Regions from separate parts of the Mus musculus genome. Here region 1 is linked to region 2. Evidence: chromatin loops called from intact Hi-C (ENCODE). Cell type or tissue: heart. All regions are shown on one strand. Each heading gives the region's core, and the rest is flanking DNA. Links, peaks and the distances in the headings are about the cores only. Region 1 overlaps 4930556M19Rik (RIKEN cDNA 4930556M19 gene). Region 2 has its middle 11 kb from the start of Gm19276.

Region 1 (5,379 bases), core at 212-5,211, 73 kb before region 2:
TTGGTCATGGTGTCTGTTCACAGCAGTAAAACCCTAACTAAGACAACCTGCATAGCCCTTTCATGGGCAGATTCACTGTTCACCTTCTAGGTTTCAAACTGCTGAGAATCATACTAAGCTCCCTCCTTTTATATTTCCTCCAAGGAGCTGTAATGAATGACCTAGGGATAATTTCTACGTAGACTCTGAGTACAGTTGGAAAAAAAAATGTAGAAATTAGGTAAAATACGAACGAAGTTACATCTCAAGGCCATGTCCAGAATCTTGTGTTACACTGTAGTTTGAAACACACATCATTACTTGAAATAACTACAGGCAGGAAAAAAAAAAGCCTCCCTAGTTAAATGATCTTTAAAAATGATTTTTCTAGGGTGAGTAAGCTTGCCCAAATTGCAAAAAAAAAAAAAAAAAAAAAAAAAAAGGCTGGATTTTTTTTTTTTTTAATTTTTCAAAGAAACATTTTGTACTTACGTTCTTTGTGAACTTCCATACAGGAAAGAAAACTATTTCCTTCCAAACAGCCCGTGTATGCTTAGTGACTGATGACTTCCGTCTGTGGTACATCGTAGGGACTATGACTTAGGGTAATAGCTACCTACTGCTTATGAGTGGTCTAGGGGGAAAGCACCCACAAAACCTTACAAAGTCTTTTATTTGCTTCCTTCCCCCAGTAGCCCGGTGAGGAGTGTTATCTCTACTGACAATGCAGACTTGTTAGGTGGCTTGTGCCAGACCACCCAGCATCAGTAACAATGGGCTCCAAATCGGCCCCTTCAGGCTAGTTTTCCCACTGCAGATCCTCCCCTGGTCTTTGCTCCTCTTCAAACATCCTGTCTGTCTGTCCCCACCGCTCTCACATTATCCCTTTGGAGCTCTGGTTGGCACTAAACTCCAGGTAGCAGGCTTCTGTTGGCTCTGCTAATGAACTGCCCAGTGGAATCCTTTCCTAGGATAATAAGCTGCTACATAATAGGGAAGCTTGGTTCCTTGCTTTCAAAGGTGTGGGAAACCCACGGTTGGTGGTTTCAAGATTTCCTACCCCCCTACCCCTCCACCAAACACATGCACGTGCATGCGCGCATACACACACACACACACACACACACACACACACACCCCTCTCTTTCTCCCTCTTCTATCTTCCTCTCTGAGATAGACAGAATGGAATAATCTGTCCATTTTTAAAACACAGTAATAGAGAGTTTGCTCCCGGGATGGTAGAAAGTTCTGCCAGCCTTTTGTCTTGGCTCTATTTAAACAGCCTCTTGTGAAAAACCAAAGGAAAAACCATGATGGGAACAACTCCAGGAGATCCTGTCCCCATGGAGTCTGCAGGCTTTAGAAACAGGGCTTGTGCTAAGTGGTGCCCGAGAGATCAAACCTTGGTGACCTTTACTCTTTACTCTTTAGCCTTTTTAGTTATCATACTCTCTTCTTTTCTTTTCTTTTTTCTTTTCTTTTCTTTTCTTTTCTTTTCTTTTCTTTTTTTGCTTGTTGAGACAGGGTTTCTCTGTGTAGCCCTGGCTGTCCTAGAACTTACTCTGTAGACCAGGCTGGCCTCAAACTCAGAAATCCGCCTGCCTCTGCCTCCCAAGTGCTGGGATTAAAGGCGTCTGCCACCACTGCCTGGCTATTGAAAGATCCTGAAAGAATGTAAAAGGTCACAGAAGCCCTGACATTGGCAAAATAGATTTCATTGTTAGTAGAAGTAGCTTCACTGATTTAGAAAAATAGAGGTGCACAATGCTCTGGCCGCTCCCCGAACCTGTGTGTCTGCCAATGGTCTGACCAGGCATGTGCCCATTGCTGCACCTCACTGCCAGGTGTTTGTGATATTGGTTGCTGGGAAAGAGTCAGGAAATCTCCCCAGCAACCATAGTCGGGGCCAATCTGGAGTGCTGCACCTTCATTAGACTCTTTCCTTGTTTCCCTCTCATACCCATTTCTTGAGGAATCAATCATTTTAGAATAGACATTGTTTAGATCTGGAAATCCCCTATTCCCCCCCTTCTCCTTTCCCCCCTGAGGGCCTATAAAAACTGGGACCTCTTTCCCCTCGAGGTTGACTCCTCTACCCCTGCGTGGGATATGAGTCGTCCCCAGAGCTCTGGCTTTCTCAGAATAAAGCCTCATGTGGTTTGCAACAAGCTCAGTTTATCGTGAGTTCTTGGGTGTCCGCTATTGTCCTGAGGCCTGAGCGAGGGGCTCCTTTCGGAGTCTTTCACTATCATACATTTTATAGTAGTTGAAAAATGCAGTATTTCATTACTGAAGAGCATACATTTTTAAGAATCACTGAATGTCTAAGTCACTTTAGAAGATCATTATTAACACAATGCTTTGCATGCTCATGTTGCAAACACACACACACACACACACACACACACACACACACACCCTTGAGGAAATAAAATGAAATCAAAATTGTGGGGCAAGCAGAACTGTGTCACTCGATAAAAACTGGGAAGCTCAAGCTGACTGAGAAACCCCGGGACTCTCATATCTGAGAACACTAGGTGTTATCTCTAATCCTGACCCGACCTGGTGCCTGTCCTGGAACACGTGACCACGATATCCCACTTGAAGATCGTGACCACTCGTCATGTAGCGCAGAATACAGAGTTCTGAGGTATCTAGATGGGCCTGCTCTGAGAGTTTAGCCAATAAGCTTCCCTTTCCAGACATGTCTTCTTGCAGAAGGTATTTAATCTCTGGTTCACCCTGAGTACCTCATATGAATTCATTTTTCACCATTAATAAATAATTTGGACAAGCCAGGACTATCGCTCTCATCAAGAACCACTGTGGGAGAAGCCTTCGTCATACAGAGATGCTCTGGGCCGCTTAAGTCTCCTGCAGAAGAGCCCTCCGTGCTCCAGGACACTCATCCCTGAGCTGAGTGAGAGAGTCCCCCAGCCCCCAGCCCCAGGTTTATGGGAACCCCTGCCTCTTTGGCCTCAGCTTGGGCTGTTTCTCCCCTAGGCTGGGGCTCTCATCTAAGCCTGTGTTCTCCCACCCCTGAGTAGTATATCTGTATTTCTGTGAGCCTGACACACGATGTCAGAGAAGGATAAAATGCACACACCCGGCCCCCAGCGGCAGGCAAGAAATGAAACCACACAAAATCTCTCTTTATTTTAATTCATCCTTCTAGATTCAGACAGGTCAGCCTCCAACACCCCAGCTCTTCCGCAACCTTCTGAGTGCTAAGATCACAGGCCGGCCTGACCCTGCCTGGTTTTATTCTCTGTTGTCTCACACCATACTTTTTCTTTTATTTAGTATCTTGAGATGATCTCATGCCACTGTGTGTCAGGTTACCATCTCATGCAAAATCCATCACACAATTATAATCAAATTTATAGTAGATGAACTAACCTTTGTAGCTTGATATTTACATTGATTCTCATCTGTAGCTTCCCCAAAACAGTACTATGATAAATAGGCTTTTTTTTTTTATCATATATTTTTCCTTTAATCTTTCCTTGATTACTGGTTTAGAAAGATTTTCCAGAAGTGAGTTTTTTTTTAAAAAAAAAAAAAACTTTTAATTTTTAAAAGACAGGGTCATGAGTACCACAACAGACCTTGATCTTGAATTTCCCATCCCCCTGCCTCTTCCTCTCAAGGGTGGAGATTACAGTTTGTACCAACGCTCTTGGTGTATGTGGTGTTAGGCATTAGACCAGGGCTTCATTTACACTAGCCAAACACTCTGCTGACAGAGCTATGTCCGAAGCCACAGAAGTAAGTTTTCTGAGTTAAGGATCTGAACAAATTGAGAGATGCTTGTCCAGGCATCTCCCAGAGTGGTTGTTTCAACTTTCATCCCCATCAACTGGGTTTCTGGGGTTCGGTTGCATTCTTAGAGTCATATTCAGACTGAGCTTGTAGGTGGGTGAGAAGTCGCAATTCATTCCTACCTAAAGGTAGCATTGAGCTGAAAGGTCACTAGGATGCAGCTATAAATGAAGTTTCTCTCTCCTGATTTGGAGTCTAGGCAACCACTGTGAGGGTCAAAATTACCCTAAAGAGATCACCACCAAGAGGTTGTTCAAACATTTTATTTGCCTGTAATTGCATCTCCTGGTTACATAGAACAGCAAGTCCACATGGTGCTGAATCAGGATTTATAAAAATTATGCTAAAACCACATCCTGCAATTTGAAAAGGCAAAGCAAGACCTCTTTATTCAATGAGTTATAATTATTGGCTTGTATGTGTTCTCTACCGAGTCAGCTTGCAAGTCCCTTGAGACTTTGCATTCTTGTCACATAGACAAGCAGAGGCAGAGTTCCATGTGTGACTTCAAGAGAGAGCGCTTAACCTTCAACTTCATCAATATAGAAAAATCTCAGCTCAAATCTCTTCCATCTTCAAACCCTGAGCCTCAGAATCCTCAAGTCTGTGTGCTGTCAGACCTCTCTTGGGGGAATCCATTTGTAATCCTCCATAGAGCAGGCGGGTGGGCATCTGTGCTTTGGCACAAAGATCATAACCTCCAGAAGTACAGCTGGAATTTAGAGTCCCTGTCCACCAAAGGAGCTTACACATTTGTGTTTGCAGTCAGCAAAGAAGTGTATTGGTTGATGGGAGTATTATACATTCAGAGCAATATCAAAAGCCTGATGAATTGTTGCAGATCACAGACAGGCTTCCTTGTAAGTGGATGTGAGACCTACTGGCATCCTTTGCTGATAGATTTCCCCTGGGGGTTGTAGGTGATGTTCCAGGAACACATTCTATTGTTAAGGAGAGCCATTGTTTACTGGTGGGCAGGCAGTCCTGTTTCATGAATAGTGTTTGGGTCTGTGGTTTGTTTATTTTCCTACAAAAAAATGCAATGGATTATACAATCTCTTCAGTGGGCAGTCTTAGAATTCCCATGGTACAATAGCTCATTCTTCTAAAACTGCCTTAAAGATGGATGGGCCATCTATCACGCATAATAGCACACGCCATCCTTGTGTTCCTGCCCCTCCCCTCCTTTCCCTTTCTCCTCCACAGACCCCTGTTTTCTTTTTCAGCGCCTCATCTATAATCTTTGCTGTACCAGCTTGCTCACATTTTTTGATTATTGTTTCTTTTGTAACAATTCCAACACATTTCCTTCCCCATTTGTGATTTTTTAATTTTTGGTTAGCCTTTCCTTTCCTTTATTTTATTTTATTTTATTTTTTTCTATCCAAGTTGTATTTACTTTCATTTTCTTCCCAATAGCAGATTTCTCTCCATGCCTGTCACATTTAATTGAGGTTGGATGCATGATCAAGGTGGGGAAAAAAAGGCCTTTTCTTCTCATTATTAAAAAGGGAACTACTTTCAATCTGGTCTAATAGCTTAGCCCAGAACACTGCCTATCTTGCTGGGATCCCCAGC
Region 2 (5,379 bases), core at 131-5,130:
ATTCATGTCTGGCAGTTCTCAGTGAAAGCAGTGACGTTATGGATAGTTGGCTGGCAGACTTTGGGGACATGAGAATACTGACAAGAACGATATGAAGAAGACAAAGGCAGAAGCAAAATAAGGCTACCTAAAAAGTGGGGGTGTAAGGGGAACCCCAATAGACTGCAGCACAGATAAACATGAAGGCTGAGGAGAAGGTTCACAGAGGAAAGTCTGATACTAATACAAGGACCAGAGGTCAGATCCCATTCCTGTCGTACATGGTTTACCATCTTGAATCCCAGAACAGGGCACTAGAGAAGCGAGCTAACTAGCTAGTCCAAGCAAATTGGTGAACTCTGAATTCAAACAAGAGACCCTACCTCAGGAAAAAGTGGAGCATAATCAAGAAGACACCAACATCCACTGCTTCTCAGCCTTTTGGCTAAGATCATGTGGAGGGAGAATTTGTAGTTTGCTCCCTCACCTTCACCTGCCAGTATTTCTTGGTTCTTGGGTGGCTCACTCCATTCTCTGCTTCTGTAGTTATGGGAATCCCCGTAGTCTTCCTTCTTCAGTGTCCACTCGGATGATACAGGGTCATATTCTGTTTCAGTGTCTTTAATCACATCTGCAAGGATCTTTTCTGCTCACATTCATTAGCATTCACTGGCTCCAAATAATTGGGCGTACTATCATGACTCAGTCTGTTTCACAGTGAAGGCCACTGAGGTGAGCTGGACAGTGTGTGGACTTGGTGACTGAGTCACTGGCCACAAAACCTTCCACAGAGGACCATAGGAACAAGTAGGGAGGCAGCACTGACAAGTCAGTCTCTGGGTACCTGGAAATATGGTCATCCTATCATGCTCAAATTCCTGGAGGGCCATTTTCTTCAAATTCCTCACCAGTATCAAAAAGGTTTTTTTCTTGGAAGACAGAGAGGAAGATGTAGACAAAGCAGCCACTTTGGTCACGAGTTTGAAAGTCTTAATGCAGTATGAGATTCTCTGGAATTCCTGGCAGCGGCAGACATGAGTCATATATAAATGTCACTGTCTGACATTTATAGAATATTCTTCATGGCACTTTCTAGAGCTTTGTTAAGAGAGAAGCACTGAATTTTTTGGATGGCCGGGTCATTCTCCAAAGACCTTTTGTTAGAACAATAGGTCAAATCAAAGGAAATGAAACATTGCAGGCGCAAGTTAAGGACCCTTAGCTTCAAAAAGCCAAGGAGACAGACTGCTCACCTGGCTTTTAACAACTGGCTGCAACTCAGGTCTAGGAGCTCCAACATCCTCCAAGGGCACTGCACACAGACACACACGCAGGCAAAACACCCACACACACAAAAGTAAAATATTTTTAAAGAATAAATTTCCCAATAGTTCATTGGAAACTGTTTCAGTCAAACATGGAAGTTTGATATTGGAAAGGTGCAGAGTTTATGTGAAACCAACTTTAAGAATATGCGTTGTCAGTCATAGCCTCTTAGTCAGCTGCACAGACAGGAAGAAGGTCCTGGCTCCATCTTAGCTGGTGAGCAGGCCTTGGGGAAGCCCACCTTAGTCAAGTATGTCATTCAAATTCCCTTTTCCATTCACTGCTTTAGTGACCACTATGTGGTCAGCTATGGCCAATAAGAAGTAGGCAAGTCAGTTTGAAGTAATTTGTGAAGATTTTGCTTCCTGACAGAAGGAAGGCAGAAAGGGCATCCTGTTTCCTGTTTCTTAGTTGCTTTCAAACAATTCTGTGTACAATGAGAAAACTATAACCACGTAAAGGTAACACAGCCAACATACCACCATGCAGTCTACATCCATCTGGGCTCGACACTGGGGCCGTCATCAGATCTGACTAACCATTACTTGATTAGATGTATTCTATTAAAAATATTTATTATTTTTGTGTGTGTGTGTGTGTGTGTGTGTGTGTGTGTACACCTATGGAAGGTCAGGGGTTCATATCAGTACTTTAAATATTCCTTACTTTATTTTTGGAGACAGGGTCTCTGGATAAACCTGTAGCTCACTGACTGGCTAAGCTGGCTGACCACCAAACCCCTGTGATTCTCCTGTCTTTTCTATAAGTCCTAGGACTACAAGCATGTGTTAACACATCCAGCTTTTATATGGGTGTTGGGGACTGCAACTCATATTCTCATGTGTCTACAAAAAGCACATTACCTGCAGAGAGACTTAACCTCAGTCCCAAGAGCTTTATTTCTTGAGCTACTGGATGTGCTAATTGTCATTGTAACCAGATGCATGCTAACTCCATCAAACTCTGAGTTTAACTTTTTTCTTCAGTTGCCACCAGGATGCTCAATCCTTTTCAGGGAGCTAGGACCTCATTGGGGAGTAAAAATTCCTTCTGGTGTTGCAAGTAGAATAGATTCATCCTACTTTGTCTGGCCTGCGTATGCTGGTACAGGCTAGAGATGAAGAAATAGACACCAAGGCTAAACTTTTCACTCAAGTGCTTTGGGAACAAGTCCTGGGAGAGAAGCTAAGAGACTGACTGGGCAATGGGAGAAGGTAAGAAAGGAAGCGGCTGCATCAGGGCCTCTGCTCTGGAGCTGGGAAGGCACTGCAGAGTTGACCCTGCTGAGGTAAAGTTGACGAAGCTTTGTGCCCTACATGGGTCTCTCTTTATAGAGAAGATATTAGAGGAAAGGGTGTAGCCTTTGGCAGGAGGCAATTCCTGAAGAGGGACTCATCTATAAGCAGCCAGCAGCCAACACACCCTGCAGTTGGGAAATGAGAACACAGGTCCTGAAGGGGCTGGCTGGGCGGCCACCAGCGTGTTGCCAAAGAGAACCCCTCCCTTTTCCTGCTGCACACTGTGGCAGGCAGCCATGAAAAACACTTCCATTTCCTCCAGGGGAACCCTTCTGGCTTCTGATGCGGTCCTTGAGGCTAAACACTCTAAAGGACAGACTCTATCCAGGGAAGGATGAGAAGCCTGCAGCGAGCAGCTGGTTCCATGGTTACTCATACACTCCACCCAGTCCGGCAGGCTCTGAAGCAGACCTCAGCAGGAAGAGGAGAAACGTAGACTTTGCACAGATTGCCCACACTGGGCTGCAATGGAGCACCCAAAGAGGCGGATGTGGCTTGGGAGAGGGGACATTGTTAGAAGGAAACACCCATGCATTATCCAAACTTGTCCAGGTAAAAGTCAGGCAGGATTTTAGAAATCTGGTGGTTTTTAGACAAAAGAAGTGCGTCAGATACAGTGGCATGACACACCCAGGTCCAACATCCTCTGGGAAAGAAGAAATTTGAATCAAGTTTTGTTTTGACTAGATGGGATGCTTTGTGGCCAGGATGTGGACTTCAGGATGGCTTTGTTGCCTACTGCCAGCCCTCATGCCCTCCCCCCTCCCCATCTCCTCTTGGCTGAATGCAGTTGTTAGACAGCCCTGTATTACTCCTTCTGGGAATTGTTGGAATTCTCCTCCCTTCTGAACTGTGGATTCATGCCTCTGGAGTGGTGGCATTGGCATGAAATCTCACATTCACATCCCTTAGAGGGTCAGTTTCTAGCTCTCTCAGGGAATGTCACTATTTGCACATCCTCTCCCTCCCTCACAGGATGGCTCCTTGGAGGGGTAGGCAGACAGGTTTTGTTTTATTTGAGCAGAGTGATGGAAGGATAATCTTAGTAGTTCCTCCATGTTTTTCTAAGGATGAGCTTCTATTGTGGTGTAGAAAGGAAAGGCTACTGCTGTCCGGGTTTGACATTGAGTGGAGTAGGTAGGGTCTCAAAAGCTTTCATGGGTGGTCTAGGGAGAGGCTGTGCATGGCCAGGGTTTAATTACCCCCTCCCCCCAGTTTTTGTGGGTTTGGATACAGCCAAAAACTACTTGATGACTCCATCATCTCAATTCCATGCTGTTCACCATGTGTCATAATACAGCGCTGTGAGGTGGGGTCTGTGCTGGCTTGCTTCCTATTGGTATGATAATATCACAATCAAAAGTAGCTTGGGAAGGAAAGGGCCTTAAAAAAAAAAAAAAACAGTTTATAGTTCATCATGGAAGGATGTCAGGAGGAAGAAACTGAAGCAGAGGCCGGGGAGAAATGCTGCTTATTGGTTAGTTCTCTGTGACTCACACTGTTTGTTGTATAATACAACCCAGGAATTCCCCAGGGTCACCCTGCCCATAGTGTGCTGGGCCCTCCCACACCAATTACGAATTGTGAAAATGCCATACGGATTTGCCTAAGAGCCAATCTTAGGGAGACATTTTCTCAACTGAGGTTCCCTCCTATTATGTGACTTGAGCTCTAAGAATGCAGAATGTATAACACAGAGAAAGTTAATCATAGTAAAGACATATGTGGTGAAAATTGGGCCTGGATTCCCACACTGACAATCCAGTCTAAGACCTATGCTCAAAAATACTACTTTTACTTTGGGTCAGGTCTACTTCGTAGTGATCTATCTGATGGAGTAATGGTGTCTTAGGATCTCATTGCTGTGAAGAGATACCATGACCAAGACAACTCTTATAAAAGAAAACATTTAATTGGGGCTGGCTTATAGGTTCAGATATTCAGGCCATTATCATCATGGTAGGAAGCATGGCAGCCTTCAGGCAGATGTAGAGCTGGAGAAATTGCTGAGAGGACTATATCTTGATCTGAAGGCAGCCAGAAAGAGATTGTATAGGCAGGGTATCAGGAGGAGGCTCAGATTCCAGAATGGGTGGAGCCTGAGCATGTGGCATCTCGAAGGCTGCCTACACAGTGATGCACTTCCTTCAACAAAGGCACACCTCCTCCAATAAGGCCATACCTAATAGTGCCACTCCCTATGGCCAAGCACTCAAATACATGAATCTATGGGGCCAAACCTATTCAAAATAAATGGATAGCAATCGCATAGAAAGAAGACAGCAGTGACACAGAGTGGTACTGACACTGTTGCGAACTGCTCATTGGAACAAGTGAAAGCGGTCTATTAACTGAGCAAAACTTGGCAAGGTAGGAGAGGAAAAAAAATCCTTAGTTCTTTTATACTGTCCTCAGATAACATGAACGTGTATTCTCCACCTCTGGGGGAGTTCTCAGACTGTGCTCATAACCACTCCAGGAAAGTTTATATAATATAAAGTAAAAATCCACCCTGGGTCCATGCTTTAAATTCCATCAAGTGTATTATAGTCTCTCTTTCCCCATGGGATTAGTGCCTTTTGGCTGCCACAACAGCTTACCACAGATTTGCTGGTTCAGAACTTATTCTCTCACAATTCTAAAGATGTATTGAAACAGTTAATTCCCCAGCCTTCAAATTAGGTCATCTTGCCATCCATAGAGAGAAGCTCTTATAAGCATCACCCGTCAATAAAACAGCCTATGGCCAATGATCTGAGGCAGGAAATAGGAGGTG

What was found. Peaks named below come from ENCODE experiments on the same cell type or tissue, not always from the same donor. Only the 100,000 strongest peaks of a DNase experiment are listed, where the experiment ranks them.
Region 1: a loop joins it to region 2, with 2.1 times the contacts of the local background. A loop is called at or near these places in 4 of 42 quality-filtered maps.

Annotation. Positions count from the first base shown.
Region 1 is chr15:10,742,026-10,747,404 of GRCm38, forward strand. The region is part of intron 2 of 4930556M19Rik (RIKEN cDNA 4930556M19 gene); the gene reads left to right. Among named protein-coding and RNA genes, the nearest start is that of 4930556M19Rik, 30 kb to the left of the region's middle. In heart, for the core only: no CTCF peak of the experiment used is centred there; no DNase peak of the experiment used is centred there; H3K27me3 peaks cover 1,140 bases.
Region 2 is chr15:10,815,559-10,820,937 of GRCm38, forward strand. No RefSeq gene overlaps it. Among named protein-coding and RNA genes, the nearest start is that of Gm19276, 11 kb to the right of the region's middle. In heart, for the core only: a CTCF peak has its summit at 2,739; a DNase peak (open chromatin) is centred at 2,843; H3K27ac peaks cover 1,149 bases.